Linked DNA regions of Mus musculus: all the other regions are linked to region 6. Evidence: chromatin loops called from intact Hi-C (ENCODE). Cell type or tissue: heart. All regions are shown on one strand. Region 1 overlaps Rgmb (repulsive guidance molecule family member B). Region 2 overlaps Lix1 (limb and CNS expressed 1). Region 3 has its middle 31 kb from the start of Gm41537. Region 4 holds the start of BC002059 (cDNA sequence BC002059). Region 5 has its middle 3.3 kb from the start of Mir99b. Region 6 holds the start of Lnpep (leucyl/cystinyl aminopeptidase). Region 7 holds the start of Gm5165 (predicted gene 5165).

The links. A loop is a pair of places that touch in the nucleus more often than their neighbours do. Peaks named below come from ENCODE experiments on the same cell type or tissue, not always from the same donor. Only the 100,000 strongest peaks of a DNase experiment are listed, where the experiment ranks them.
Region 1: it touches region 6 in a loop (4-fold over the local background); 3 of 42 quality-filtered maps call a loop at or near these places.
Region 2: a loop joins it to region 6, with 2.5 times the contacts of the local background. A loop is called at or near these places in 2 of 42 quality-filtered maps.
Region 3: it touches region 6 in a loop (2.8-fold over the local background); 3 of 42 quality-filtered maps call a loop at or near these places.
Region 4: a loop joins it to region 6, with 3 times the contacts of the local background. A loop is called at or near these places in 2 of 42 quality-filtered maps.
Region 5: it touches region 6 in a loop (4-fold over the local background); 11 of 42 quality-filtered maps call a loop at or near these places.
Region 7: a loop joins it to region 6, with 2.2 times the contacts of the local background. A loop is called at or near these places in 3 of 42 quality-filtered maps.

The regions. Positions count from the first base shown.
Region 1 is chr17:15,826,729-15,830,728 of GRCm38, reverse strand. It overlaps Rgmb (repulsive guidance molecule family member B), which reads left to right. Exons shown (of 5, transcript NM_001372257.1): 1 at 1-108; 2 at 1,034-1,109. The coding sequence starts at 1,105. Among named protein-coding and RNA genes, the nearest start is that of Rgmb, 2.3 kb to the left of the region's middle. In heart, CTCF peaks have their summits at 1,173, 2,029 (motif pointing left) and 3,990; DNase peaks (open chromatin) are centred at 458 and 858; H3K4me3 peaks cover 2,493 bases; H3K27ac peaks cover 1,611 bases; H3K27me3 peaks cover 270 bases.
Region 2 is chr17:17,446,466-17,450,465 of GRCm38, reverse strand. All of the region lies in intron 4 of Lix1 (limb and CNS expressed 1), which reads right to left. Among named protein-coding and RNA genes, the nearest start is that of Gm41537, 43 kb to the left of the region's middle. In heart, no CTCF peak of the experiment used is centred here; a DNase peak (open chromatin) is centred at 1,605; H3K4me3 peaks cover 1,167 bases; H3K27ac peaks cover 2,224 bases.
Region 3 is chr17:17,520,433-17,524,432 of GRCm38, reverse strand. No RefSeq gene overlaps it. Among named protein-coding and RNA genes, the nearest start is that of Gm41537, 31 kb to the right of the region's middle. In heart, no CTCF peak of the experiment used is centred here; no DNase peak of the experiment used is centred here.
Region 4 is chr17:16,949,500-16,953,499 of GRCm38, reverse strand. It overlaps BC002059 (cDNA sequence BC002059), which reads right to left and starts at 1,964. Exons shown (of 3, transcript NR_166921.2): 1 at 1,792-1,964. In heart, CTCF peaks have their summits at 2,249 and 2,456; a DNase peak (open chromatin) is centred at 2,089; H3K4me3 peaks cover 978 bases; H3K27ac peaks cover 304 bases.
Region 5 is chr17:17,824,911-17,828,910 of GRCm38, reverse strand. It overlaps a transcript of Spaca6 not described here. Among named protein-coding and RNA genes, the nearest start is that of Mir99b, 3.3 kb to the left of the region's middle. In heart, no CTCF peak of the experiment used is centred here; DNase peaks (open chromatin) are centred at 110, 760, 1,920, 2,660 and 2 weaker places; H3K4me3 peaks cover 3,325 bases; H3K27ac peaks cover 3,229 bases.
Region 6 is chr17:17,622,777-17,626,776 of GRCm38, reverse strand. Lnpep (leucyl/cystinyl aminopeptidase) reads left to right here and starts at 2,288. Exons shown (of 18, transcript NM_172827.3): 1 at 2,288-2,383. The coding sequence starts at 2,365. In heart, a CTCF peak has its summit at 2,111; DNase peaks (open chromatin) are centred at 1,486 and 2,126; H3K4me3 peaks cover 3,609 bases; H3K27ac peaks cover 3,714 bases.
Region 7 is chr17:17,232,501-17,236,500 of GRCm38, reverse strand. Gm5165 (predicted gene 5165) reads right to left here and starts at 1,598. Exons shown (of 4, transcript NM_001362181.1): 1 at 1,476-1,598. The coding sequence starts at 1,505. In heart, no CTCF peak of the experiment used is centred here; a DNase peak (open chromatin) is centred at 1,780; H3K4me3 peaks cover 1,451 bases; H3K27ac peaks cover 343 bases.

The DNA of each region.
Region 1 (4,000 bases), 1.8 Mb after region 6:
GCAGAGTGGCGGGCGCGGCGTGGCCTCCCTCCTGCGCCCCGGCCGCGTGGCTTGCGGCTTATTTTCCCAGCTGGCAAGCGTCGCGCTGCAGACAAGGGAATGCCTGTGGTGAGTTGTTTATTTTGTTGAAGTTTGCGGTGGGCCCGGAGGACGGTGGGGGGGGGGCGAATAGCAGGCAGCGGCCGGGACTGTTTTGTTTAGGTCTTGGTCCACCTGTGTGGTATAAATCTGCCAGGCTCCGGGCTGTGGGGTCCAGGGTGAGAAAGCCCTGGCGTTCCAAAAGCTCCTGGCCACGTTTAATTTGCAATGCCTGGAACCGACTAGAGTCTAAGGAAGGCTGCTCCCCAACCCCCAGCTTTCCGTAGACGCTTCCCCTAAGGGACAGTCGCCTCCTATGACCTGGGAACAGCTGGCCACTGAAGTTTCCCCATTCCCTTCCCCATTCCTCGGGGGTAATGGAGCTGAAGCTTTAATGTGAGAGGAGCCCAAGAAAACAGAGACAAACTTATCGTGGGGGCGGGGGTGGTGTGAAGTTCGTTCAGGGGTGTTGGGTCGGACTGCTTCTACAAACTGGGATCCTGTGTTGGCCAATTTCCCAAACTAGACTGGTGAAAGGCTGGCTGGCTCCTGAGGGAGCCCATAGGAACCCCTGGGGCTGATGTTAGTACAGCCTCGGCTTCGTTTGCCTGGAAGAAAAGCCTAAATACATTAGTGAGAGGGTAAAGCTTTTAAGGCCTTCTTGGGAGTGAGTGGCTGGCTAATGAGAGGTTAATTTTGTTTCGAAGGGAAGGCTGTGCTGGTTTCCTGAGATAAATGGACAGGAAGCACATTACCTCCAAGCACTGGCAAGCGGCTCCCAAATGCTTTTTGCACCTGCCGCTTCTAGCCCTGAGAGCCAGAAGCGAGCCCTACTGGAGTCTGTTAGGGATCAAGGGGCCGGGGATGCAACCCCTTGCACTCTCCGTGGTCTCTCTCTCTTTCTCCAGGGGCTCAGCGCTCACACGGAGCCCTGGGGCTCTTCTCTTACACCTAGGTCCTGCGTGTTCCGGAGCTCGGGGGCATCCTGATCCCGCTGAGCCCCTTCCAGGTGCAGAAGGGTTAACAATGATGTAAGTACAAGCCAGGCGCTACATGCTGCTGGACTCTGGGCTATTCCAGCCCCTTATTTTCAAACACTGTGGAGCAACGAGCAGCAGGGGAGCCCTTACTCCGGAATGGGTTACACAAATAGCTTATTGCAGACTTCTCTGTCCTGGGTGAGCTGTTAAGCAGAGACCCTCATGTTAGGTTTCTGGGTTTGGAGATACAGTACCTGGGGAACAGTTAAGACACTATGTAAGGATTTGGGAAATGAAACTGCATCATGTTTAGAATCTATTAACGTTTCTGGCATCCGTTTTAATTACCCAATTGCATGCCCATGGTGTAGTATGCTTTGCTGGGTCTCTTAGATGCACTGTTCTGTTCTCACCACTCCTCGAAAACAAAGGGGAAGAGAGAAAGAATGCAGATGGCAAGACACAAGGTGGATTTGGGGGTTGCTCAAGTTTCCAGTCATCTCACTTTTTTTCCTAATTAAAATGTAAAACTTTTATAATCCTCACATTTGTTCTAGCTTCCTCCCTGGGTTTTTCTTTGTCCCGTCCCAAATTCTGCTTTAACCTGATGCATGGGAGCTTTGACGAGTGGCCACCCTATAACCAGCCATTCAACATGCTCTTGGTTTCCAAGCTGATTTCAAATCTTGCTAACTAACATCCAGATTCACCCCAGACTGTATCAATGAACCCGATGTCATGAAAATAGGAACCACCTTGTACTTTATTTTTAAAAAAAATAGCATTTTCCTCTAGCAGCTGAACACTTCGCTGTAATAAAAAGTGAATTGTTAGGCATACATGTCTTAAGCTTGTCAAATTTTACAACAGAGGTGCAGTAAAACACCTTAAAGATGATTCTCCTCCCCCACCACCACCACCCCAGTTTTTTTTCCTTGATATCAGGATTTGAAGCAACTCGAGGGTGCCCTCTACTGATAAGAATATCTAGACCCCCTTGTATTTAAAATATATATATATATATATATATATATATATACATACATATATACACACAAGATAGTGCAGAAAAAGCGAAGTCATCAGCAGAAAGACTCCAAATTGAATGTACTGATCTTTAACCTTTTGTTTATATGAGATGTAATGATAGCCTAATGTACCTTTGGGGATATAATTAAATATTGAGGTAAGAAAACTCTACACTTTGCTGTTAATCAGCTATCTAAAAGCACTTAAAATCTTTGTATAAGAACATTTTGCCTGCATGTGTGTCTGTGCACCATGTGTGTGTTTGGTGCCTGTGAACGTGAAGGGGTCTCGAATCCCCTGGAACTGGAGTTACAGACTATCGTGAGTTGCCGGTGGGCATTGAGAAGTGAACCTAAGGTCTTTTGGGAGAGCAGCCACTGCTCTTAACCACTCAACCATCTCTACAGCTCCAAGCTAAAAGAACTTTTAAGAAGAGCATCATGTGATCACTCTTTAAAAGAAAGATGCTTATTAATATTTTCTGAACTGTGTTTCGTCTATTATATGTAGTAACTGCAAGATGGTAAAAATGTTTGTCCTGATAGCATTTAGTATACACCATTATGTAAAGCTGTCAGATTCTTCCAGCCCTCCCCCCATGAAAAGTCATTTCTCCAGGCAACTCTGAGGCTATTATTAAGCATATTAAAGATAGACATAAGGCTTGGATTATATCTTGAGTAGTGAAAGGTGTGTTTACCACTTGAATCATCATGGCCTGTAATAAGTAATGAAAAATTACAGTAAAAACAGACAGGTCTCCTTCATTAGGGATCTGGTGGTTTGAGGAATCCACAGTGTGTCTAATGAATAAGATGGGGAGACTTAAGGCTTGCCCCCCAATTATCCTTGGTCATTGATCAGCACACTGTAACATGTGGAATATTAATGTGCCTGTAGTTGATAGGAGATTCCTAATTAGAGATTCTGGGTAATGTAGCAGGTGAAGTTGCAAACTGTAATTTAGATTGCGCTAAGTGCATTTTAAATGCCAGTCCTCAACAGTTTGGAGAATGGCAGAGGCAGGGGGAAAGTAACGTGGCTCTTAGGAGCACTGACGCCACTCTCCAGAGGAGATGCCACTTCACACTATCTGATGACAAATTGGATCCTATCGTCAACTCCTCCACAAGTGCTTTCTTTTGTCTCCGTTTACTAGCCCTTTTCCTTGGAGATAGTTGGAGGGGGTTTGCCCCAGGTTTTGGAGGACAAGTCAGGTAGAAACAGACCTACCATTGGATTAATTTAATAGACTGGAAACTTGTGGAAAAGCCACCGAGCAACAAGAAATCGTGGCATAATTGCACTGCATAAAAACTCACCACTCTCATTAATCTAATTACCTTGTAACCGAACACGTTGAAGTTCGCCCAATCCCTGACTCCCGTTCTCCGCTTTGAAGCTGGGAAAATGTCAAAGAAACCAAAACACCAGAGCCTCACGCAGCTGCCAGCGAATTCCGCTGGGAGCTCGCAGGTACCTTCTCAGTCCACCCATCTGCTACGGACCTCGGTGTCATCTGAGTATCTAACGCGGCTCGGATAGACTCTTGTTCTGCCAAGAGACCCCAACAAATTTGCTACGACGTCCAACAGTTGCGATTGGCTGAGACAGGGGTGGGGGTTGAGGGGGACCTGCTACACAGAGCTTGGGAAAGCGCTGGCTTCCTGCAAGTAACTGAAGCTCTCAGGGATAGGAAAAGGAGTTGGGAAGGGTCATTAAAAACAAGGAAGAAAAAAAAAAAAAAACCTAGGAGGAAGCTGAACCTGAAGCTCATTAATTCAAGGAAAGGTTAAAGGCCGGTTCGCTGTCGCCCATTTCTATTGGGTACCAGAAAACCGTGATCGCGGAAAGGGTTGGAGGAAAAAAAAGCACAAGGAAGCCGGCAGGAGGGAGGCTGAGCCTTGAAGAAG
Region 2 (4,000 bases), 180 kb after region 6:
CTGTCTGACTTAAAGGGAAAGCCACGCACAGTTTCAGAGGACTTCTATAAAGAATTGTTTTCTGGTTTCACTGTGATTCCTGCTGCCTGGTTTTTTACCCTGGCTTTGAATCTGATCAAGCCCTGACCTGCACAGGAACTTGGAGTCACCTACTCTGTGAGGACTTGCTCTGTTCTTCTGTTGTAGAGTTTGTTAAATAGGCTAATCTAATCACGGAGGTTTGGGAGCCTGGCTGGACTGAAAGGAACTCGAGCAGCTAGCTCATTGGAGTGAGATATGTGAGGCAAGATTTAAACTGGGTGGGGTGATTCATGAATCTTCTCCATCTTTTAAAAATCTGTATTTTGTGCCAGTCATTGTAACACACCGGTTCACCTCCAGTACTGAGGCGGCGGCAGAGGCAGGTCTTGTGGGTTCAAGGCAAGCCTGACTACCTACTGAAACCTTGTCTTAAAATAAATAAATAAATAAATAAATAAATAAATAACGTTGTTTTTCTTTGTATTTTGTTTATTAGGATGGTGTTTTGCAATCATTTTGAACTTAAAATGCATTGTATAAAACTGTCTATCTTAATCCCTGAGCTTCTTAAAGCATCAGATCTTAAAGACTGATGTATCACTTGCCACTCCTGATCTGGGCCTTTTGGGTTTGTCTCAGCAAACTGCCCTGGGTTGGATCCTCAACTTAATAGTTTTTCAGCACAGGCCCTGGCATTTTTATTTTGCACTGAGCTCCCATGAATTATATAATTGGTCTTGGTCAGCAACGTGAATTGTAAGCTGAATGGAGAATAAAAGCCTGTATTTTCTTTGCTTGGCGGGGGAAAATTGCAGTTGCTGCTCTTGTCCACAGTTCCCTGTTTTACTTTGTCATTCATTTCGTTTAATCCTGCAACAACTGGGCTCTATCTTGGAAATGGCCTGCCTGGTTTCACAATGGCTTTTCAGCCACTCTGAGCCGCTTTGAGTTGCCTCTTCTGGAAGTTTGGGAGGCTGACTCGGTTCTGTGATTCATCAGAAATAAGAAAAACAAACACCGTAAATGGAGAACTTGGAAAACAGGTGGGCACCATCTCCCCACCCAAGAAAATGAGTTTAAGAGGAAATTTGTTTATGGGATGAGGCTTTAAAAGGCGACCTGGAGAATTTAGCACAGATGTAAATAAACAACTCTTCCTTGGATTGCATTAGTCTTCAGAATAAATATATTAACCAGCTTCAGTCAAATTCTGCCTAGAATCTGACCTTGACAAGACCCAGCGCCCGCTGGTTGCGGCTCCTGTCCCTCCCCCTAACAGCAGGCAGTTTTCTCCCTGGCAAGCTTACCTCACAATAGGCACTCCTTCCCTCCCAAGGAGTGAAGGAAAGCTGAAGCCTATTGCGGTTCCTCAGCGCAGCAGGACTGGCCCACAGAAAATCCAAGGGCATTCCCAAGACACCAGCCTTGTTTTTCTACGCTATAGTCAACCATTCCTAGATCCAAAACTCTTCGGTAGCAACCCCAGCTCCGGGAGGGGGCACTGATTTGTGCCTCTGCCGAAATAGCACAAATCTGTATTCACTTCCCTTTACGCGTAGACACAAGCTGATAACATCTGTCCAGACCCCGTGGTACACGCTAGGTCACAGCAGGCAAGCGGAAGGAGAAGCTGGACTCCCTGGGTCCTCCCTCCTGACCCGAGGACTTGGGTTTTCCTGCCTTCTCTCTTTTTCCTTTGTCCTTATACTGCTCCCAGCCGTCTTTCTGAAGTATTTCTAGAGTGTGATTTACGTGATTATATATCATTTAAATACCTTACTATGGACCACACATAAAGCAGATCAGCAAGGCACGGGTTAAAGTAACATGGACCAGAGATTGAGGAGAGAGTCTTCATAGTACTTAGAAGGAGTTTTAAGAAAAAAATAATTTAAAAAAATTGCCTCATCAGCTTTGGCAGGCTAAGTGACTTTTCCTCTTATAAGAAGACCTATTCTGGATACTTTATAAATGCCCAGGTCTATAAAATGACACTATTCTTTTTATTTAGTTGTCAAAATGAATTTCAACACAGGCAAGCTCACAGATGTAAAGTGATAGGTACTCACACATAGGTCTATATGTTTTTAATTGCGTGGATTTTCTCTTCTGCCATTCTTTTTGCCTGTTATTTTCTCCTTTGTTTAAGGTTATTGTAGGGGAGCATTATAGACCCTTTATAGCTTCCCCCTTTTTTGTAAGGGAGGGGGCCATAAAACATTTTGACGGGGAGTTACCTAACCTCTTTTGAAGCTTGTGGTTACACGGTGTGTGTGTGTGTGTGTGTGTGTGTGTGTATGTGTGTGTGTGTGTGTTGTGTGGAGTGGGGGGATCCATCCATGAAATGTTTTAAAGTAATTCAGTCCTCCAGAGTCATCCTTGACCTTCATGGAGTGTTTACCTTATGCCAGGCTGTTCTAGACTCTTCTCATTACATCCGGTTTCACCTTCACCCTGGCACTGTGGCGTAATACTGGTATTTCCTCAGATTTATACACAAATGAAGAAACAGATCTTCAGATATGGAACAGAATAAGACTAAAACCATCTAGTCCATTCCACATGTCCTCAACTACTCCAGAGAAAAGTAGGGGCGTTGGGCCTCAGCTGCAACACAATGATTAAGTTTTACCACGATAAACATTATTTGTCCATAAAGTTTTCTAGATCTGATTACTTCTTGAAATCAAACCTAAGAAAATAGAAGCAGTGTGGGTATGGGACTATTCATTTTAACTGTTGTTCTCTGTGGTAGGATATTTTAGTTCACTTAAGCTTAGCTGTTTAGAGGGGCAAACATTTCCTGCCAAATCACTGATGAATTTTCATCTGCCTATTGCCAGAATTTGAGAATCAGATATGTAAGAAAAGGAGAGAGATTGCCTTGCATGGGTCTGAAGCCAGGAGCTCAGCCATCTCTCTTTCTCTTTTTTTTTTTTTTGGAGTTTTTCAAGACAGGATTTTTCTGTGTGGCCCTGGCTGTCCTGGAACTCACTCTGTAGACCAGGCTGGCCTCGAACTCAGAAATCCGCCTGCCTCTGCCTCCCAAGTGCTGGGATTAAAGGCGTGCGCCACCACTGCCTGGCTGAGCTCAGCTATCTTTCAAGTAAAGATAATCTCCCTTGGAAAATAACCTATGGGTAATAACTGTTTCATATAGCTGTTATAAGGGTTACATTACAGCAATAATTGTCAATACTCAATATTATGATCCCAACATATAAATAAGAATCAGATATTGATACCATTATTAATGTAGTTTTTCATATTACCAATACAGCCAATTGTAATTAAACATCAGTAAGCCCAAAATGTATATGGTACAACTAACCCAGTGAATCTCAGAGCTTTGCATAGAATACCTTCAACACGCTCAAAATATTTGCATTGGCTTGCAGTTAGGCAAAAGTTTATAATAAAATATTAAATATCTTCTGTGATTTATTGAGCGATCTACTGAAGAGACAAGGAGTGGAATTGTTTTCATGCCATCATAAAAGTGAGAAATCATAAATTGAGGATTGTGTGTGGTAAGTAGCAGAGTTCCTCAGCTGTTACTGCTTGTCAGATGTGGATGGCATGGTGCTAATTTTGGTCTCCCTCATAGGAGGGAGAGGCACATGTTTTTCAATAGAAACATCACAACTGAAGTAGTACTTTAGAAGGTACCTCCATAGAATCCGTGACTTCTAAAAAATTAAGGAAGAAATGGTCATAAGCAGTATTTTTAACTACTTGATTTTGTCTTAGTCCTGAAGATCTGGTGAACTGCTACTGAGTTGCAAAACAGTCATCACTCACCTGTTTCTAAGAAATATAAAGTGGCAGGCTCTCCATGTAGTTCTGCATGGTTTTAAATGAGTGTGTCTTTTCTCAGGTGCCATTCCCCTTTCTCCTGGTATTCTCTTCTATGTTTTGGGATGTTTTGTTTTGAAAAATAATAGGCTCTTTATTGTTCTCCCTTTTTGTTTTAAGACAG
Region 3 (4,000 bases), 100 kb after region 6:
TGTATTTAAAAGTCTGTCAGTTATTTCAGTTTTTCACTCTCAATCTGTGTTTGTGTTATCAAACAAACCAAGAGTCTATATCTATGCCCAGAAGTGTGGAACATCTGCCCCTTCTCTGTCACCTGTGCCATATTGCAGTAGTGTATACGTACTATAAGGCTTGAGTTCTTGTTTTGTCTGTTGCTTATAGCATAGCTTGTTAGAGAAAAAGGTAACCATATAATATATATGTATATATGATTGTAAATGCCTTGTGGTGTTAACTTCATTTTGAACGTGGTCCTTGGTGCGACTATTTTTACTCTGTACTTAATGAACACTGAGATTGATTCTATGAAAACTCTCCACAGTCCCTATCCCTCACTGCCTGGTGGGCAGTGGTAGACTAGATGTTTTATTTGCTTATCTTTTGTTTGCTTTGTGGGGGTCTGGGTGTTTATATATTTTTAATGTATATATAATATTGCTATATTCTGTATATTATTCCACATAACACCAGTTCTTTGCTGGAATTTGTAGATACATAATGCAACATTGAGGTCCAGAGGTATGATAACTCTCCCCTGCTCCCTTTTCCTCATTGCCTACAGAGGCAATACTTTTATAACTTGGTTTTTTTTTTTTAGGGGGTGGGAATGGGATTGCTTAGGTGGGTAGTGGTTAGGGGAAAGGGTGAGTGCATGATTTTAAAATATATTTTTTCATGGTACTGATTAGGCCCCTAGTCCTTTACATGGATAGGTGAGTACCTAATCAAAGTTGAGGATCAGTGTATGACGTATCTCCCATTCTACCCTTCCCTGGATGCCAGTATTGGCAAGAGTGAGTAAAGCAGCTGTGTCTTATTTACTTGTTTTGGATTTATATTTTTGATAGTAGACTATTCTTAATATAAAGTTGTCATGTTTTTATTTCATTTTGTGTTCAGCCCTTTGCCTAACTGTAAAGAACATCATGAAAATTAGTTTCATAAGATGACAGCACATTGTTTCTTGCATATTTCCTCATTTAGTAGTAGGTAGTACAGCTGATTTGTGGTTTTCCTGGTTATTCTGAGATATATATATATATATGTATATGTACACGTATATGTATATGTATATATGCATATACACTATATATGATACAAATATTATACTATTATACATACATATTTAATTTTCTCCCTTGCTCTCATTGTTTCCCTTTAATACTTATTTCCTTGAAGGTTTTTACATGTACCTAGAGAAAGAAAACAAAAAAACAAAAAAACCAAAGGCTCATTACATGTTGAGTGTCTGACTGAAAGTGTAGCCCTGGGACTCCATGTGTAACAGTAGCAATGGGATTGCAGCAAATAAGATGGGAGAAGACACTCAGGTATGGCTGCATTGAGGAAACTAATCATATCCAGCATTTCTGGTGTTGAATTAAACTGACATGGTGAAAGTCAAGCTTTGGTTTTGTAAATGCCAGAGAAAAAACAGAGAACATTGCACAGTAAACCTGAGTTTAAATGGCCTCAGTGTTTGAGGCAAGCTTTGAAGCTAGGGTGTCAATATCTGTGTTTTCTGTAACTAATCTGAAGAGCCCTCGAGAGTACTGTGTCTGTGAGGCCTGAAGTTCAGATTTCTCTCCAGAGTTCTTTTGATTGTTCTTATGTACCCAGGAGAAGTCATTGTGATTCTTAGAATGGATCATTTGAGTGATTACTGCTCCTCTGGTGGCTGACAAACAACATGGTCCCAAAAGAATTTCAGGGGTAAGACCTTTCGGTCTTAGAACATCCACATGTGGCAGGGCACATTGGCCCTTTCTTACCCAGAACTCTTTTGTGTGGCTGCATCTCTTTCTCCAGTTCTCTCTTAACTGGAGCATGCCTATTCTTTGTCCTTTTGTCTTTAGTATCTTTGTTGTTGTTAGATGCCATCTGAAGTTACACTCACAAGTTTAAGCAAATGCTGCCTTCTTGTCAGCCTTGTGATTCTGTGTGCATTTCATGCAAGGGAACCTGTATGTTTGCTCTCTGCATTCTTACATTTCATATTGTCTCTTCTTCCACCACATGGTAAATGTTATGACTACACATTTGTCTTCATCAACGAAAATGCATGTGAAAACCTCTCTGTCCTTCTTGCATCTTAGCTTTGTTTTGTTCTCACATTTTTACTGATATTCCACAAGAAAGATTTGCCATATCCATTTAGGAAACATTGAGCGATAGATAGTTCTCCTAGAAATTCTCAAAGACATGTTATTTACCATATCAAACTCTCAGGAATGTATTGGAAAATTATCCTAGTAACATTGCTGTTACTTATACCTGCTGCTGGAGGAAAAAAGTTTATTCATGACACATTTACCTTTGATCATAAATAAAAGAGAAAGGGCCACCTTTTTGGAGTTAGTCATGGTAGTCATTAGTGATATTTTTGAACCGTTTTTAATTTGAAATACTTCAAAGGAAGTAAAGGTCATGGCTTAGCTCAAAAAAATGCTCCAGAAGTTGGGCTGCTTAAATCATCAGTACAATAATATACTGTGTGTGCGTGCATGCGTGTGTGTGTGTGTGTGTGCATGCGTGTGTGTGTGTGTGTGTGTGTGTGTGTGTGTGTGTGTATGAAATGAGAATTGCCACATAATTGGAGCATTTGCATTCATCCGCAAATCATGTTGAGACAAACTGTAGCTGGCCGTCTTGATTAAAGCCAAGTGGTCCCTGTGGCTGTGAGGAAGAGTTTTTCTTGCAAAAACTTTGGCAAGTGATGACTTCGAAACTTACAAAGCTATTGCCTTTTTTTTTTTTTAACACCAGTAGTGACCTTCAGTTCCTTCAGTCTGAGTTTAAGGGTAGAATTCTAAATTTGTATTCTAATCTGTCTTTTGTGGAAAATTTTGAAAATAGTATGTATATGTAATATTGTATATGCAAATTGTGTTGTTTTACTTGTTTTGCATATGACCAGCACTGACTGAAAGGCATGTTTAACTATAAACACTGTTGCTTTCTTTGTGAAATGAAAATAAAAGTATTTAAATACAAATATTGTATGGATTCATCTGATAAGACTGATTATATATTAAAAGTATTTCATCTCAGGTTCTAAGTTCCGTCAGAACTGTTCCCATATATATTATCTAAATTGCTTCCTGCCTTACTCCAGAGTCCTTAACACATAAAACTCAAAGGAACCCAAACTCACACTGTGAACATTTTGGGTTGCGCAATTATTTGCTTTGAGAGACTCTTGTGCACACTGTAGAATTTTCAACATATACTACTGATGCTGGTTGCATCTACGGGTAACCAACTGCCCATAGCAACCCCTCACTATTCTGGCCCTTGTGAGAAACAAAAACGTTACTTCATAGATAGAAAACTGTTCCCTGGACTGGCAGTTAAAACTGTGTGTGGGTGTTTGGAACAACAGGCTCAGTAAAGGGGTTGCTGGTTTTAGGGCAGTTACTTCCTTGCACAGGTGCAATCCTTATGAACACTCAGATCCTGTAAGTGGCAGGTGGCTCCACAATAATTTCCTACCTAGGTTACTATAAAACCACTGAAAGCTAACAGTTCCCCTGCTTTGATCATATAAGTCATACCAGCCCTACTCAAAGGACATTGCTACAGTTATGTTCCTTGTTAGGTCCACAACACTAGCCTATTCCATCTCCTAGATCATGAATTGGGAAAGTTTTAGGTTTCTAGATACAGTAATGAAAACTAGTGTTCTTTTACTGTAATCTCTAGAGTTTAATGTTGGACATTTGAAGACAAATCTAGTGAGTCTCCTAATTCCCCAAAGACCCCAGTTTGGGGATTTAAAAGCCTTTATGTCGTACCTTTTTAAAAAGAAAATTATGAAGATCGTTGCCAATATTTACAAAATGCTCAGAAATTGCAGGGATTTAAAAAAACTGGCTACATGTTTTATAATCATAGATATCAACTGTTAAATATGTGAACACTTAGGAAATAAGGAACACTTAATTCCACTAGGTTTGGGATGGGGGTATTGAA
Region 4 (4,000 bases), 670 kb after region 6:
GGAAAGATCTGGAGGATAACATCCTGAGTGAAGAAACCCAATCGCAAAAGAACACAAATGATATGCACTCAGTCATAAGTGGATAATAGACCATAAACTCAGAATATCCAACATATAATTTGCAAAACACATGAAACTCAAGAAGAAGGAAGACCAAAGGGTGGATACTTTGATCCTTCTTAGAAGGGGGAACAAAATGCTCATGTGCGGAGTTATAGAGACAAAGTGTGGAGCAGACTGAACGAATGACCATCCAGAGACTGCCCCACTCAGGGATCTATTCCATATACAACCACCAAACCCAGACACTATTGCATATGCCAGAAAGATTTTGCTGACAGGACCCTGATATAGCTCTTCTTGCGAGGCTACGACAGTGCCTGGCAAATACAGAAGTGGATGCTCACAGTCATCTATTGGATGGAACACGGGGCCCCTAATGAAGGAGCTAGAGAAAGTACCCAAAGAGCTAAAGGGGTCTGAAACTCTATAGGAGGAACAACAAAATGAACTAACCAGTAACCCCCAGAGCTTTGTCTCTAGTTGCACATGTAGCAGAGGATGGCCTAGTCAACCATCAATGGGAGGAGAGGCTCTTGGTCTTGTGAAGATCATAAGCCCAAGTACAGGGAAATGTCAGGGCCAGGAGGAGGGAATGGGTAGGTTGAGGAGCAGGGCAGGGAGAGGCTATAGAGGGCTTTGGGGATAGCATTTGAAATGTAAATGAAGAAAATATCTAAGAAAAAATAAAAGTATGCATAGATACAGTGTCTTTCAACAATAGCAGGCTATTACCTTTTAGGGAAATGGCATCAATAAGATAATGTATGATCCCGTCATTATATGCAATTTTAGCTGCTGAAGTCTATAACCTGATACACATAAATAAAGCCAATTCCCCTTGATTCAAATTTCTGAATGGCCTTATCTAGATCAATGAAGTTTGGTTCAACATAACCTCCCCAGGTGGTATACCCACCAATCTGGATTATTTTTATTCACATGCATGACTTAATTTACCTTGGCAATTGTAAATTACACCATCAGAAGCTTGTTCATAATGATGACCCCTGCAGATGATTCCCTTAAACTACAGTGTAGGAGCTAGCTATTGTCTACACTGTTTAGCCCTGAACTGTACACAGTAAACTGTTCCTCCTGTTGAGGTCTGAAGACAGAAGCCATGCTCCATATGCAAGTACTTCTCCTTCTACTGCAAAGGGCAGTACATTACATGACTAAAATGAGCAATTTTAAAACTCTCTTGTGGTACAGCCATTTAACTAATAAATTACGAAGTTTAGCAAGGTAGAGAAAGAGACTAGGACCCACGTGTCAACATACTTTGTCTCAGAAACAATTTTATAAAAAAGATGAAGCTGTTCTAAAATTAGTCCACTTTTTTTGTTATTTCAAAAAAAAAACCCACAGAGAAATATTGAAAAAAATGTACTTTAATTCACCAAACACATGAGATACATATTAAACGTAGACAAATTTAACTCGAAATGAATGACAACCAAAATGCTAAATGCCAAGAGAAGAACTTGTAGAATACACGAAAGAAACTTAGCCTGTCTGACTTTGGCATCCTGCTAAGGGTGTTTCTATACACAGGACCCTGCTCGAAAGGTTTTGTGAATATTCAGCCCAGATAGCGAAGTTATGCAGGTGCCACCGTTGGGTCCAGAAGCGGCTAAAACCACGAGGCAACTCACAGGTGCCTGCATGTAGCTGCTGGTTCCGACCCAGCCTTCCGTAGGACCCAGCACACCCGATCCCGCTCCTCACCTCTGTGGGAAGTGACAATATCCTCATCATGTCGCACTTTCAGAACTTGCCTGAGTTTCCTTCACAGTACCCAGCAGCACACAGGAGAAATCACTTAAGCCTGCTTAATTACAGGGAACCAGAGAAAAGGGTTCCGGAAGAACCACCCTCCTCTTATGACAGGCAGGTCCCACAGGGAAACAGGAAAATGCATTCCGGAAGAACCACCCTCCGCTTTTGACTGGCAGATCTCCCGGGGAACCAGCAAAATGCATCCGGAAAAACTACCCTCCTCTTATGACTGACAGATCCTCCTTGATGCCGTGATTGGCCAGTAAATCTTGAGTGACAGGAGCAACTCTCAGGGTGAGAGGGTGCAAACGCAACTCGGAATAGTGGTTTATTGCACAGGCTTCCAATCTAGACGCACACCTATTCTAGATCAGCAGAGAGATGTATTTTGGTAGCAATTGTCCCAGGTTTCCGATAGCCTACACGCCAGCCTTTGCCGCCCCATCTCTCCAGCTCACCTCTGATTGGCTGCGTGCTCCTCCCCTTTGTGGGCTGTGACCTTGTTCTCAAGAGCCAGGACTCAAATTCTTGCCTGTGAGTCCACTGCCCTCAGAAGGTGCTTCCTCTTATTGCTAGTGGAATGAAGCATATTACTAAAGTTGCAGTGGAGTGAAAAATCTGTCTCACAAGTGGAAGGGTTCCCAGTTTAACTGCTAATTAAAGAGTGACTTTAAGAACCAACGTTTTGTATTGTGGCTTCTTACTGGGTTCAGGTAAATTGCACAAACTTTCCAGCTGGAGCTCTATTGTTATTCTATAATCTACTATTCTATTGTCTATTCCTCAGTAGGAAAGTGCTAAAAAATAAAATAAAATAATAAAGTAAAACCCAAAACACAGGTGTACTAGGAAAATGCTCTAGGGTCTCTCTATGTATGTGGAAAGTGGATTTATTAGTATGGCTCCCAAGCTGATAGCCAACTCTTGCAACTATAACTCTATACTGAAAGACTCCGAGAGGAGCCCCTCGCTCAGGCCTCAGGACAATAGCGGACACCCAAGAACTCACGACAGACCGAGCTTGTTGCAAACCACATGAGGCTTTATTCGGGGAAAGCCAGAGCTCTGGGGACGACTCATATCCCACGCAGGGGTAGAGGAGTCGTCCTCGAGGGGAAAGAGTTCCCAGTTTTTATAGGCCCTCAGGGGGGAAAGGAGAAGGGGGAGATTAGGGGATTTCCAGATCTAAACAATGTCTATTCTCAAGAAATGGGTATGGGAGGGGTACAAGGAAAGAGTCTAATGAAGGTGCAGCAATGGGCACACACCTGGTCAGAACTTTGGCAGACACACAGGTTCAAGGAGTGGCCAGAGCATTGTGCACCTCTATTTTTCTAAATCAGTGAAGCTAGTTCTGCTAACACTGACGTCTATCTTGCCAATTTCAGGGCTTCTGTGTCCTTTTACATTCTGCCAGGATCTTTCAATACCAATGGGAAGTTGAGCAATCCAGTGGTTGTTCAGTCCATGTGGCTGAATGTCTCAGCTGGTTTTCAGTATATATCATAATATGTATAGGAATAAAACGTAACAACTGTAAGGGACCTAGAAAGTATTTAACAAATACATGTAATCATAAAAGTCGCCACAAAATCCATACTGGAGGTAAACCTTAAACATTTAAAGAATGTGGGAGAGCCAGCACTATAGTATCCCTGACTGAAGACATAAGAAGATGTATGCCAGCCAGGTGTGGTGGCACACGCCTTTAATCCCAGCACTCGGGAGGCAGAGATAGGCAGATTTCTGAGTTTGAGGCCAGCCTGGTCTACAGAGTGAGTTCCAGGACAGCCAGGGGTATACAGAGAAACCCTGTCTCAAAAAAAAAAAAAAAAAAAAAAAAAAAAAAAAAAAAGAAAAAAAACAAGAGAAAACAAAACAAAGCAAAAGATGTATACAACTGAAAATCTTGAAAAACAAATCCCTTAACTAGTATCAGTTAGTTTACTCTTCTGAGATTTAGGAAAACAAAATATCTTTCAAAATATGAAAATGACTAGAAACTTATATTCCATCCTTGTGAATGATCAGAATTGTCAACCAGACAATCAATCATACACATGATACAAATTCCTTATTATTTTTCTGCAAAAAAATTTACTAAAGAATTATTGGAAAATAAGCAATGTACTCATTAATGTTTCAGTTTGAACAATCA
Region 5 (4,000 bases), 200 kb before region 6:
AGAAGGGGCCCTGGGCCGGGGTAGCGACCTGCTGAGGAGGGGGAGGAGAGGCGGGAAGAGGGCGGAGAAGCAAAAGAGGAGGCGGGGGACCTGAGACCAGTCTTCGGCCTGAGCTCAAGTCCTCCTTTCCCTCCTTCCCAACCTCCCAGACCCTCAGGCGGGGGCGAGAGTCAGGCCAAGGTGGGGAGGAAGGGGAAGGGAGGAGCCCCCCCACCCCCCCCCAACCAACCTGGCTCAGAGCCCAGGCCTGGGTTCCCAGCATGCCCCGGGGCTGCCTGGGGCCTGAGGGGGGGGGGGCGGTGAGGGAAAGCAGGGAAGGGAGAATCTTTAAGATTCTCCAGCCCTGAACATCTCTCCACACACCCTGCAAGTTTCTCTTCAGAGGGCCAACTGAGGCTCACAGAGAAGGTTCCGAACTGGTTCAAGGTCACTGCCCCAGGCTTGGGTGCATCTCCCTTGGGTTCACAGGCTTGCTTTGAGGAAGGGGTAGGCGCTCGACTTCTCCCTGGGCATGGGTCCCCTCCCCCTCTTTGCAGACCCTAGGGAGCCCCCAAGGGTCAGAGAGCAGACCCAAACAGTCTGGCACCATAGCAACCAACTGGTCCCGCCCCCTTAACCCCTGGAGGGCTGGACTCCAGCTGGGGCTAAAAGGGGTGGGGGAAACCTGGTTCTCAGGAAGGAGCCCCCCACCTATGCCCCAGTCCAGGCAGAGAAGAAGAAAAATGTCTGGGGCCCTGACTCTTGGGTTCTGAAGGAGGAGGGGATTGGGGTTGGCCTATGCTTATGTGCAGGAGGTGATGGCTGGAGAGTGGACTCCTTAGTCAGAGGCAAGAAGGAAATGGGTGACCCAGACACCTGGGTCCTGGGCAGACCGCAACCAGGGCTTTGGCTTGTGGAATCTGGGCAACGGCTTGGAAGATAGACCCTGAGGGAAGAGGAAGCTGAGACCCGGAATCCCCGGTCCTCAGAGCAACCTGGACGCTGGGCCTCTCTACTACCAGACAGCCCCTGCCCCAGGCGCTGACCCGGGTCTGTCTGGCAGCCCAGACAACCTCCCCCTCCTGGCACCCTCCCACTCACACGGCTCACCCTTGACCCCGCAAAGCCCCGCAGCCCCATCTCTGCCCCTCCCCCTCCCTTCCAGCCAGACGTTAACCCTTAGGGCGCTGGAGGCACCTCCAAAGCCAGACAGTTTTCTTCCACCTCCCCTGCGGTCTCTAGCATCTGGTCCCTTACACTTTGGGATCCTGCAGCCTCCCTCTAGAATCTAAGAGATCCTTCTAGCTTCTGAAACCCGGGGACCCTAGAATCTAGTCTCTAGCTCCTTCCAACAAAGATTCAGAAGTCTGGGTTCCCAGCTCTCCACCCTCCCTCCCAACCACCACCACCACCACCCCCCTCACACACACACACACACACACACACACACACACACACACACACACACACGCCACCACAACCACCACCACCACTTCGCTATCCAAGCCAGAAGCCAGAATTCCAGGCCCAGGCTAGCTGCCTCCTCCCTTGGGGACCCTGGAGTCCGGCCCAGGTCCCATCCCCCTCCGGTTCCGCAGACTCACCGCTCCGCAGCTCCAGCGTCGCTGAGACCCAGTGTCCTCCTCCAGCCCCAGCCCCAGCTTCTCCATCCTCTCCCTCCTCAGCCGCCCGCGGCCCCTCTTCTTCCTCCCGCCAGCCCCGCCATCCTCCGCCCCCGGTCGCCCGCTGCCTCCGGCCGGTGCCTCCTCCCGGCACTGAGCGCCCGGGCTCCCCCGCCCTAGACCCCGCGGGCAGCGTGGCCTCGGACCGGCCCCCTCCCCAGGGGGCCCCTGCCCGGCCCCTCCCCACCGCCCAGCCCAGTCCGGCCTGGCTTCCTCCCACCCCCCTGCCCCGAAGCTGGCCCGAGTCCAGGGGAAAAAATTCCATCCAGCCCTAGGGAGGAGGAGCAGGGTGGAGGAGGGAGCGGGAGGGGAGGCCGGGCTAGGGGAACATGACGCAGGGAGAAGGGAAGGGACAAAAGAGAGGCCGGGAGGCAGTGGAGGCAGACTCCCTCCTTCCCTCCTCCTCCTCCGATAGTGTCCGTTCAGTCTCAGTAGCTTTCTACCCTTCGATTCCCTTCATCTCTCCCCCCTTCCAGACTCTAAGCCTCCTCCCTCTTGTCTGCCACCCCTATGTCATTCTTTTTTCTGGTTTTCCTTCTATCTGCCCTTTCAGCCTTTCACTGTCTGCATCTTCAACCATTTTGCTAGCGAAGGTTCTTGCATTTTCTTTCCGTTTTTCTCCCTTTCTGGATGGGTGTGTTCTCCCTCTCTTCTCCCACTCTGCACCTTCTCCAACCAGGGGCTGCATTTCCACCCACCCCTTTCGCCGCGTCGCCGCCCCCCCCCCCTCCTGCGCAGTGTTCCTCCCCTCCTCTGCACTGGAACTCAAAGGTGAATCAGACCCCCATATCTGCCCTTGCACACGGAGCTCACGGTCTGATGGAGGAATCAGACCCAGCCGCAGACTGTCCGGGGTGGTGGAGGGTGCCTGAGGTGCGGGGGTGGGGGTGTCGAGACCAAAGACCAAGAAGAGAGGGGATGGGTGGAACGGCAGATAGAAACCCACCCTACAGCAGTCTGCAGACGATCCGCCAAGAAGGCGTGGTTGCTGGTGCGACCTTAAAAAAAAAAAAAAAGTTAGATCCAGTTGTTGAAGGTAGCAAGCAGTAAGGGAGGTCCTATCCAAGGGCACAGTTTAGGCAAAAGCCCAAAGGCAGGATCTAAGGTGATAGCAGAGGATAACAAAGAGGTCCACTGTGATTAGGGACCAAGAGACCGGAAGCTCAACCCAGACTAGGGTGAGTGGGCGGGCAGTCCCGAACGTGTTCAAGGCCAAGCTCAGAATGAAGTTGCTTGAAGCTAACTATGTGCCTAAGAGCCTTTTGAGAAAAGAGGAGGAGTTGGGCGCAGATCTGACTGTCAGATCTCTCAGGGGATTTGGGTGATCTGGAAAGAAAGATTGTGGATTCTGAGGAGTCCTCCTCTCTCCTTGGCAGTGGCTAAGACCAAGGAGGAAGGAATAGAGAGGAGAATGTAAGGGTTTGTGGGTACTTAGGGAGAAAAGGAAAAGAGACAAGCAGAAAGCGGGATTCTGAAACGGTGGAAAGAGAGAAGAGACCAGAGAATATAAAGGTGAATACTGTGGGCAACCTATCACAACCTAAGGACATTAGTGGGTAGATAGGAAATTGTGTATGGCTTTGAGCATATGCTGCACTACCATTTTTCTCCCCGGGTAGGGTCACTTTTATTTTCACCTTTTTAAATGAAGTACTCCAAAGTTGCCTTATATTCATTCATTTAAGTGACTACTTACCATTTTATTTATCCATAACTTATGAAGTGAAATAAGAGACAGGGTCTTTTAAAAACATGTATGTCTATTCAAATATTCATATATATATTCAGAGGCAATTTAGTACAGTTGGTAAAAACATGCTAGGCAAGATTTCTGCTCTCCTATCCCCTCATAATAGTTGTTGGGCTTGTTTTTATTATTGTTGTTGTTTGGTTGGTTGGTTGGTTGTTGTTTTGTTTTAGATAGGATCTCACTATGGCCTGAAACTCACTTTGACAAAGATGCATATGAGTAAAGGTGCCCACAGAGACAAGGAGAGGGAAGACATCAACTATCTGGAACCTGGAGTTAGGCAGCTGCAAATCACTCAGCATGGGTACTGAGAACTCAGCATCAGTCATCTTCAAGAGCAATGCATGTTCTTAAGCACTGAGCAGTACTTGATTTATTTATTTCTATTTTATTTATTTAAAGTCTCACTAGGTAGTCTAGACTGGCCTTTACCACAACTCTCCTACTTAAGATTCTTAGGGTTTTCTTTCTTACTATTCCTAAACTGTAAATTAAACTTTATCATGAACATACGTGATAAAAGACTAGGTATATTCTATATGAGGTTCAGTACTAACGGTTTCAGATAAAGATGTTGGAGCATATCTCA
Region 6 (4,000 bases):
AAAAAAAAAAAAATCTCCTGATTCTCCCAAATTTATGAATGCAAATTGTGAAACACTTTAGCACACAGTCTCAGAGCTGAAAATTTAAAAACAAAACCCAAGGTAATGTGATTCACACTTAAAGTATGATAGACTGTAGCTTGCTGGTGAGGTGAGGTGATTTATCATGTTGTGGAGTTTTAAATAACTGCTACTAAGTGCTCTGGCACCAAAAATAACACCAAAAGAACAAAACACGACCTAATAGGGAAGAGTTTCTTAGCTAAGCAATACCAATGTGAAACAGGCTCATTTGAACAAAATCCATGAATACAAGAGTTCTTGTGGTTCATTTTCTACTTTTGGTTCGGAATTGCTCCGATATGGGGACTAGCCTAAGGACTCAGCCTATCTTTCACACAGTGAAAAGGCAGTAGCAGCGTTGAGATATGATGTCATGAACATTTGTACTGAGCACAAACAGACCAACTGGAGACATTCATTATAAAGACATTCAGTGGAAAGGTTTCAATGTGGGCAGTAAATTAGAAATATAAACATTATACTGTACTTATTTAATATATTGTGTAACGATTAAAAATGAGGACATAGCCCTAAAAAAATGAATGAAAAAAAAAACCTGCCCCACTGATCTTGTATTCTTGATAAACAATAAGCCTTTTGACAGCTAAGAGTGCTCTGAACATAATGGCAGGAGGAATCTTTATAGAACCCACTGTGTTTGTTGCTATTTTAGGTGTGTGGTCAGAGGATTCTCTGTAGGGGTGACATTTGAGTTAAGAAAATGACAGGAAGAAGTAAGCAAACAAAACACAAAGCTGTGGAACAATTTTGCAAGGAGGGTTTTGTTTTGTTTAAAAAAAAATAAGTAAAGGTACGGTTAACGATGCTGAATAAATCGCGCCAACTTCTAGGAGCCTTATGAAAGCTTCGGGGCCATTAAAGGGCGAGAATGTTAATGAGGTCCCAGAGTTAGGTAAGGAGTTTAGTGGTTACTCCAAGTACAGTTGGTTTTCACAGGGCGTTGTAAAACAGGAGTGGAACGTAGTGGATGTAATACAATCGACCTCTTAAAAACACTGCACTTCGGGTTTACTTCTTTGAACGTAGAATTTCCTTATCGATCGAACATCATCCCTTTCTCCTCTTTCGCCCAGGATATTTGTACAGGTTTAGATTTTGTTTGCACGGGTTGACAGCCTGGGAGGAGGAGTGTGTGACAGTTGGCTCGCGCAGTGAGGCCAAGGCCTAGCCAAGTCGCCGCAGGGGACGAAGCAGTGAGTGGGGAGGAAAGAGGAGCTGTGGCTGCGGTTGGGAGGGATGGGGGAGCCTCTTCGCGGGGTGTTGACTTCCGGCAGTTGGAGAAACAGGAGCTAGCAGGAGCTAACGCGGTCTCTACGTGTCTCGTAGGCTGCCGGGGACCGCCCCGATTTGGCACCGGAAACAATGGGGCCCGAGGCAAAGGCGCGAGTACTAGGGGAAGGGGGAACTTGGCTCCCTCCGGTCTAGCCCCGCGGAATCAGGCCGTGTACCCTGAAGGCTGGGAGCAGCCAACTGCTGGTGTCGAGTAAGGACAGGACTAGGCAGGCGGGCCTCTCTGCACACAACCTCTGCGCGCACGGTCCGTTCTCCTACACCCCGCTCCGGGTTTTGAGATCTGCTCGCAGTTCTAAGCCCAGCCCTAAGCAAAGGGCACCGATCGACTCCCGGGCCCCTCCCTTCCTCTGGCCTCCGGCTTTGCTGCAGCAGCAGCTGCTGCAGGGCGTTCTGCTAAAGGAGGGAAGTCGGGCCGACCACCGCCGCAGGGCTTGCTCCGGCGGTTAAGAAGAGCGCCGCCCCGGGCTAGCCCAGCGTAGAGGCCGACCCACCCTGGGCCTTGTCTTGCTTTCAGAACGCGAAGGGCGACAACCCCTCTGGCGACAGCATCACCGGCCGCATTTCCGGGCTCAGTACTGGGGTGGCCGCACCCGAAACACGGCCGGATGCAGTAGTAGGTGTACCAGTTGTCTGAACCGGGGTACTACAGCTCTGCGGCACAGACAGCGCGGCGGCTAGAAGTGAGCTCCGGGGGTGGGGCTCTAAGCCCCGCCCCAGCACTGCGCTCCTCCCCGCCGCCCCTGGGCGGAGTGGGCCTAGGGTTGAGCGATGCTTAGCGTCCACGCCTCAGTGGGTCTTTTGCAGCAGTTGCGAAAACCCGGAACGAAGGTGTTGTTGCCGTGCGGCGGAGCGGCGCCGCCCCTCGCCGCACCTCCCCGGCAGCCCTCGGAGGCCTTTGCTGGGCATGCTCAGTCGTCAGGACCGCTTCGGCTCTCGGAGTAGGAAGCTTGGGGCGCTGGGCTGGTAAGGACCCGCGGCGGGGCGAAGATGGAGTCCTTTACCAATGGTGAGTGGCTAGCCCGAGTCGCGGATTCCCGGGCTCTCAGGGTCCAGAGGGTCAGATGTGGCAAGGGGGTCAGGCTGCAGGCATCCCTGCCAAGGGTTTCCCAGGCGGGCCGGGGGGCGGCAGAGGGGCCAGGGTCGGCTGGGGCAGGCGTGAAGGTCAGCCCTCTCCCGGGGGCCAGCCCCGAACCTCCAGGTGAGGTAGTCGGCAAAGTTTGGGATGCTTGCGCGGTGGAGGGGGCGGCGGCAAAGTTGGCAACGGCGTTGGTCCTGGGGGAAGCGGCCGCGGCCAGGAGAAGCTGCGGCCCCGGCGAAAGCCTACTCGTGCGGGGAGCCTGGAGCTGTCCGCCCGTCCTTCACCGAGCTGTCCGCATGCCTTTCCGTAACAGGGCGGGGTGGGGCCGCGGCTGGCAGCGTGATTTAGTGCACTGCAGGGAAGGAAACTTACCGGGGGCTGGCTAGTACTGCTCGGTGTGGCGAAGATGCCGCCCCGCATTGCCACCCGTCTGCCTACCGCTGCTCCGCAGGTCGACCAAACTTCTTTTTACCAGCTAGTGATGTTTGATCTTCTAGTTAGAGATCCATTGAATATCAATGGCCCTTGTTGGGCTTATATCATAAGGTGGCATGGGTGTGTGTGTGTGAAAGTCAAAGCAGTCTGTGTCCAGAAAATAGCCACGGCCCTTTACTTCATGGCTTTTGTCTGGGCTTGTAGTGCTTGAGTCTCAATATAGAGGTGAGATGATGTCTCACCATTTTATGGTGTTTAAATATATGGATTCCACTTTAGGATGGAAAGTAGGAAAACTGCTAATAAAGGGTAGGGCTTAATGAGATTAGAGGATCCACTTTCTACTTGGCATGTGTTTCCAGTGTGGTTGGTTACTTCAGGTAGGTAGAAAGTCAGATTAATGGGAGAGAAGCATATTATTGTTGGGAGGGGGGTCGCATGCCACTTAAGGAACTGGGAAGGGGGAGGGGACACCCACTCTATCCACTCTAATGCCTAGGCTGGACTTTGTTGTGTTCTTTAACATTGTTTACCACATCGCTGGAGCTGTGACCTACTCATTATGTTCTCCTTTTCCCTAATTCGGGATGCTTTATTCTCCTGCCATCTTTCTGTCTGCAGTGTTTAATTAGGCTTAGTAATGACAGCTTTAACTCCAAATTTCTTTCTCATATGTGTTCTATTTGTAATTACCAAGTTTCTAAGAATAGTCTGGTAAACTTACTCAGAGAATTAAGGAAGATTTGAACTGAAAGGCACCATAGAGACCATCTAGGATTTGAGTGTAAAATGTGCTTAAAAGAGGTATAAAATTTTCCAAGACGTTTTCTTCCTTCTAGGCAGAATTATTGGAGCCTCCTTGTTTTAAATATGTAGGTAAGATTTTTAATTATGAAATCTTACCCAATTGAAAACAAGAATGAGTCATTTATTTAGTCAGGTTTTTCCCTGGTTGATTTGTTGAACTTCCCCCCTACATAATTAAAGTACATTTTCACACCATAAAGTTAAAATCTTTTCTCCTCCCATAGAATATCCTCCTTTAGATATATTTACAAACTGTCTCATTTGGGAAGACCATGGAGAAATCCTAGAGAAAAGAGGCAAAAG
Region 7 (4,000 bases), 390 kb after region 6:
AGAAATTTCTCTAAAGAGAAACAAATGATCATAGCAGCTGAGAAAACAGATAAAATACTTAAATTCTCCAGAAACACTAAAGAGAAAAAAAAAATCTAGATGTTCAGAGAAATTCTAAGAAAATGAAACTTAAAAAGTGTAATCAAGAATTGACTTCTTAAAAAGATAGATATTATTGAATGTATGAATAGGCACTGTGTCTTTCAACAAGAGCAGGCCATTACCTCGTAGGCAAATACAGCAAACCAGTAGCCAACATCAAGTTAAATGGAGAGAAACTTAAAGCAATACCACTAAAATCAGGGACTAGACAAGGCTGCACACTTTCTCCATAACTATTGAAGTCCTAGCCAGAGCAATTCCACAACAAAAGATCAAGGGGATACAAATTGGAAAAGAAAAAGTCAAAATATTGTTTGCAGAGGATATGATAGTATCTATAAGTGACCCTAAAAATTCTACCAAAGAACTCCTAAACCTGATAAACAACTTCAGTGCAGTAGCTGGATATAAAATGAACTCAAATAAATCAGAGGCCTTTCTCTACACAAACGATAAACAGAATGAGAAAGAAATAGGGAAACAACACCCTTCACAACAGTCACAAATATAAAATACCTTGGTGTGACTCTAACTAAGGAAGTGAAAGATCTGTATAAGAACTTCAAGTCTCTGAAGAAAGAAATCAAAGAAGATCTCAGGAGATGGAAAGGTCTCCCATGCTCATGGATTGGCAGGATTAGTACAGTAAAAGTGACTATCTTGCTGAAAGCAATCTACAGATTCACTGCAATCCCCATCAAAATTGGAACTCAATTCTTCACAGAATTAGAAAGGGCAATTTGCAAATAAATCTGGAATGACAAAAGTCCTAGGACATCAAAAACTACCTCATCAATAAAAGAACCTTTGATGGAATCACCATCCCCGAACTCAAGCTGCAGTACAGAGCAATTGTGATAAAACAAAAACAAACAAACAAAAAACTCCCTGCATGTTACTGGTCCAGTGACAGACAGATCAATGGAACAGAATTTAAGACCCAGAAATAAACTCACACATCTATGCTCACTTGATCTTTGACAAAGGAGCTCAAACCATCCAGTGGAAAGAGGACAGCATCTTCAACAAATGGTGCTGGCTCAATTGACGGTTAGCATGTTGAAGAATGCGAATTGATCCATTCTTACTGCCTTGTACAAAACTCAACGCTAAATGCCAAGAGAACAACTTGTAGAATACACGAAAGAAACTTAGCCTGTCTGCCTTTGGCATCCTGCTAAGGGTGTTTCTATACACAGGACCCTGCTCGAAAGGTTTTGTGAATATTCAGCCCAGATAGTGAAGTTATGCAGGTGCCACCGTTGGGTCTAGAAGCGGCTAAAACCACGAGGCAACTCACAGGTGCCTGCATGTAGCTGCTGGTTCCGACCCAGCCTTCCGTAGGACCCAGCACACCCGATCCCGCTCCTCACCTCTGTGGGAAGTGACAATATCCTCATCATGTCGCACTTTCAGAACTTGCCTGAGCTTCCTTCACAGTACCCAGCAGCACAGGGGACAAATCACTTAATCCTGCTTAATTACAGGGAACCAGCGAAATGGATTCCGGAAAAACCGCCCTCCTCTTATGACTGGCAGATCCCCCAGGGAATCAGGAAAATGCGTTCCGGAAGAACCACCCTCCGCTTTTGACTGGCAGATCTCACAGGGAACCAGCAAAATGCATCCGGAAAAACCACCCTCCTCTTATGACTGGCAGATCCTCCTCAATGCCGTGATTGGCCAGTAAATCCTGAGTGACAGGAGCAACTCTCTCAGGGTGATAGGGTGCAAACGCAACTCGGAATAGTGGTTCAGTGCACAGGCTTCCAATCTAAACGCACACCTATTCCACATCAGCAGAGATATGTATTTTGGTAGCAGTTGTCCCAGGTTTCCGATAGCCTATACGCCAGCCTTTGCCGCCCCATCTCTCCAGCTCACCTTTGATTGGTTGCCTGCTCCTCCCCTTGTGAGCTGTGACCTTGTTCTCAAGAGCCAGGACTGAAATTCTGACCTGTGATTCCACTGCCCTCAGAAGGCACTTCCTCTTTTTGCTAGTAGAATGAAGCATATTACTAAAGTTGCAGTGGAGTGAAAAATCTGTCTCACAAATGGAAGGATGCCCAGTTTAACTGCTAATTAGTGACTTTAAGAAACAACGTTTTGTATTGTGGCTTCTTACTGGGTTCAGGTAAATTGCACAAACTTTCCAGCTGGAGCTCTATTGTTATTCTATAATCTACTATTCTATTTTCTTTTCCTTAGTAGGAAAGTGCCAAAAAAAATAAATAAAATCTTAAAATAAACCAAAAACACAGCTGTACTAGGAAAATGCTCTAGGGTCTCTCTATTTATGTGGAAAGTGGATTTATTAGTATGGCTCCCAAGCTGATAGCCAACTCTTCCAACTATAACTCTATACCAATGGGAAGTTGAGCAATCCAGTGGTTGTTCAGTCCATGTGGCTGATTGTTTCAGCTGGTTTTCAGTATATATCATAATATGTATAGGAATAAAACGTAACAACTGTAAGGAACCTAGAAAGTATTTAACGAATATATGTAATCATAAAAGTCGCCACAAAATCCATACTGGAGGTAAACCTTAAGCATTTAAAGAATGTGGGAGAGCCAGCACTATAGTATTCCTGACTGAAGACATAAGAAGATGTATGCCAGCCGGGCCTGGTGGCACACGCCTTTAATCCCAGCACTCTGGAGGCAGAGGCAGGCAGATTTCTGAGGTCGAGGCCAGCCTGGTCTACATCCAGAGTGAATTCTAGGACAGCCAATGTTACAAAGAGAAACCCTGTCTCAAAAAAACCACACAAAATAAAATAAAATAAAATAAAGAAGGAGAAGGAGAACACAAAGATGAAGAGAAAGAAGGGAAATATAAGACTTAAATAGTTGAAAAAAGAAGAATAGAAGCATAAGACTTAAGATGTAGGAATAGATGAAAAGGAACAGAGAGGAACACCCCCTCCACCACCACCTCTACACAAAATACATAAATAAAAATGAATAAGTTGATCCGAATAGTTCATTAAGACTATGACTATTTTGAATGGATACAGGCCTGCCATTGCTCAGGAGGAATGTGATGACTTCTGCAATAGCATCACCAATAATTGGAAGGCCAGTCAACAGTCAATGTGCATTCTGAGTAAAGAAGAGGGGTGTGTAATGCATCAGATGTGGAAGGAGTATCTACTTTAGGGTAGCCTGTCATGAAATTAAATTTTCCACTTTAAAGAATTTAAACTTTTATTAGCATAGCTAGTAATAAATAAAAACAAAAATTTGTATCCTTTCTTGGAATTTTGAGATAAGTATAATCTACATTGATAGAAATTTTTTAAGTACTTCAGGAATACCAAATAATCCACGAAGTCTATATTTCCTGGTCAATTTTAAAGAAATCTTAGTAATAGTAACATTGCTTTATGTAAAATGAATTAATTGGGAAAAATGTATCACGAGTATAAGCAAGGACACTGCAAAACCACTGAAATTGACTGCTCTGGGATTGGATAAATATATGTGTTTTCATACTTTTCAGGCTGCCTCTTTTGGATAGAAAGATTGGCAAAACTTAAGGAAAGCCTTGCAGGGTTTGAAGAGGTAAATTTGCGGTGGCAATGAGTGTATAATTGGGGATAGTGTGGGTGATAGGGTGTTATTCATGTGGCTCAAAGAGCCTAGAATCTCATGTAGGAAACATGGAATATATTACCAGTATGTGTGTATGTGTTTATAGGTGACAAAGACCAGGTTTGGCTTAGAAAGGTTCTGAGAGTGAAAGAAGTGGTGTCTGGATAAGAAAAATGGTGATTCCAAGCTGTTGACCTGTGTTCTGCTTGATACAGCTTTTCCAGTCTGCTTTTTGTTGTGTTTCCTCTCTGGAGATTTCTCTGTCTATATTCTGCTTGCTTGCCATTCTTAGATATCTCTCT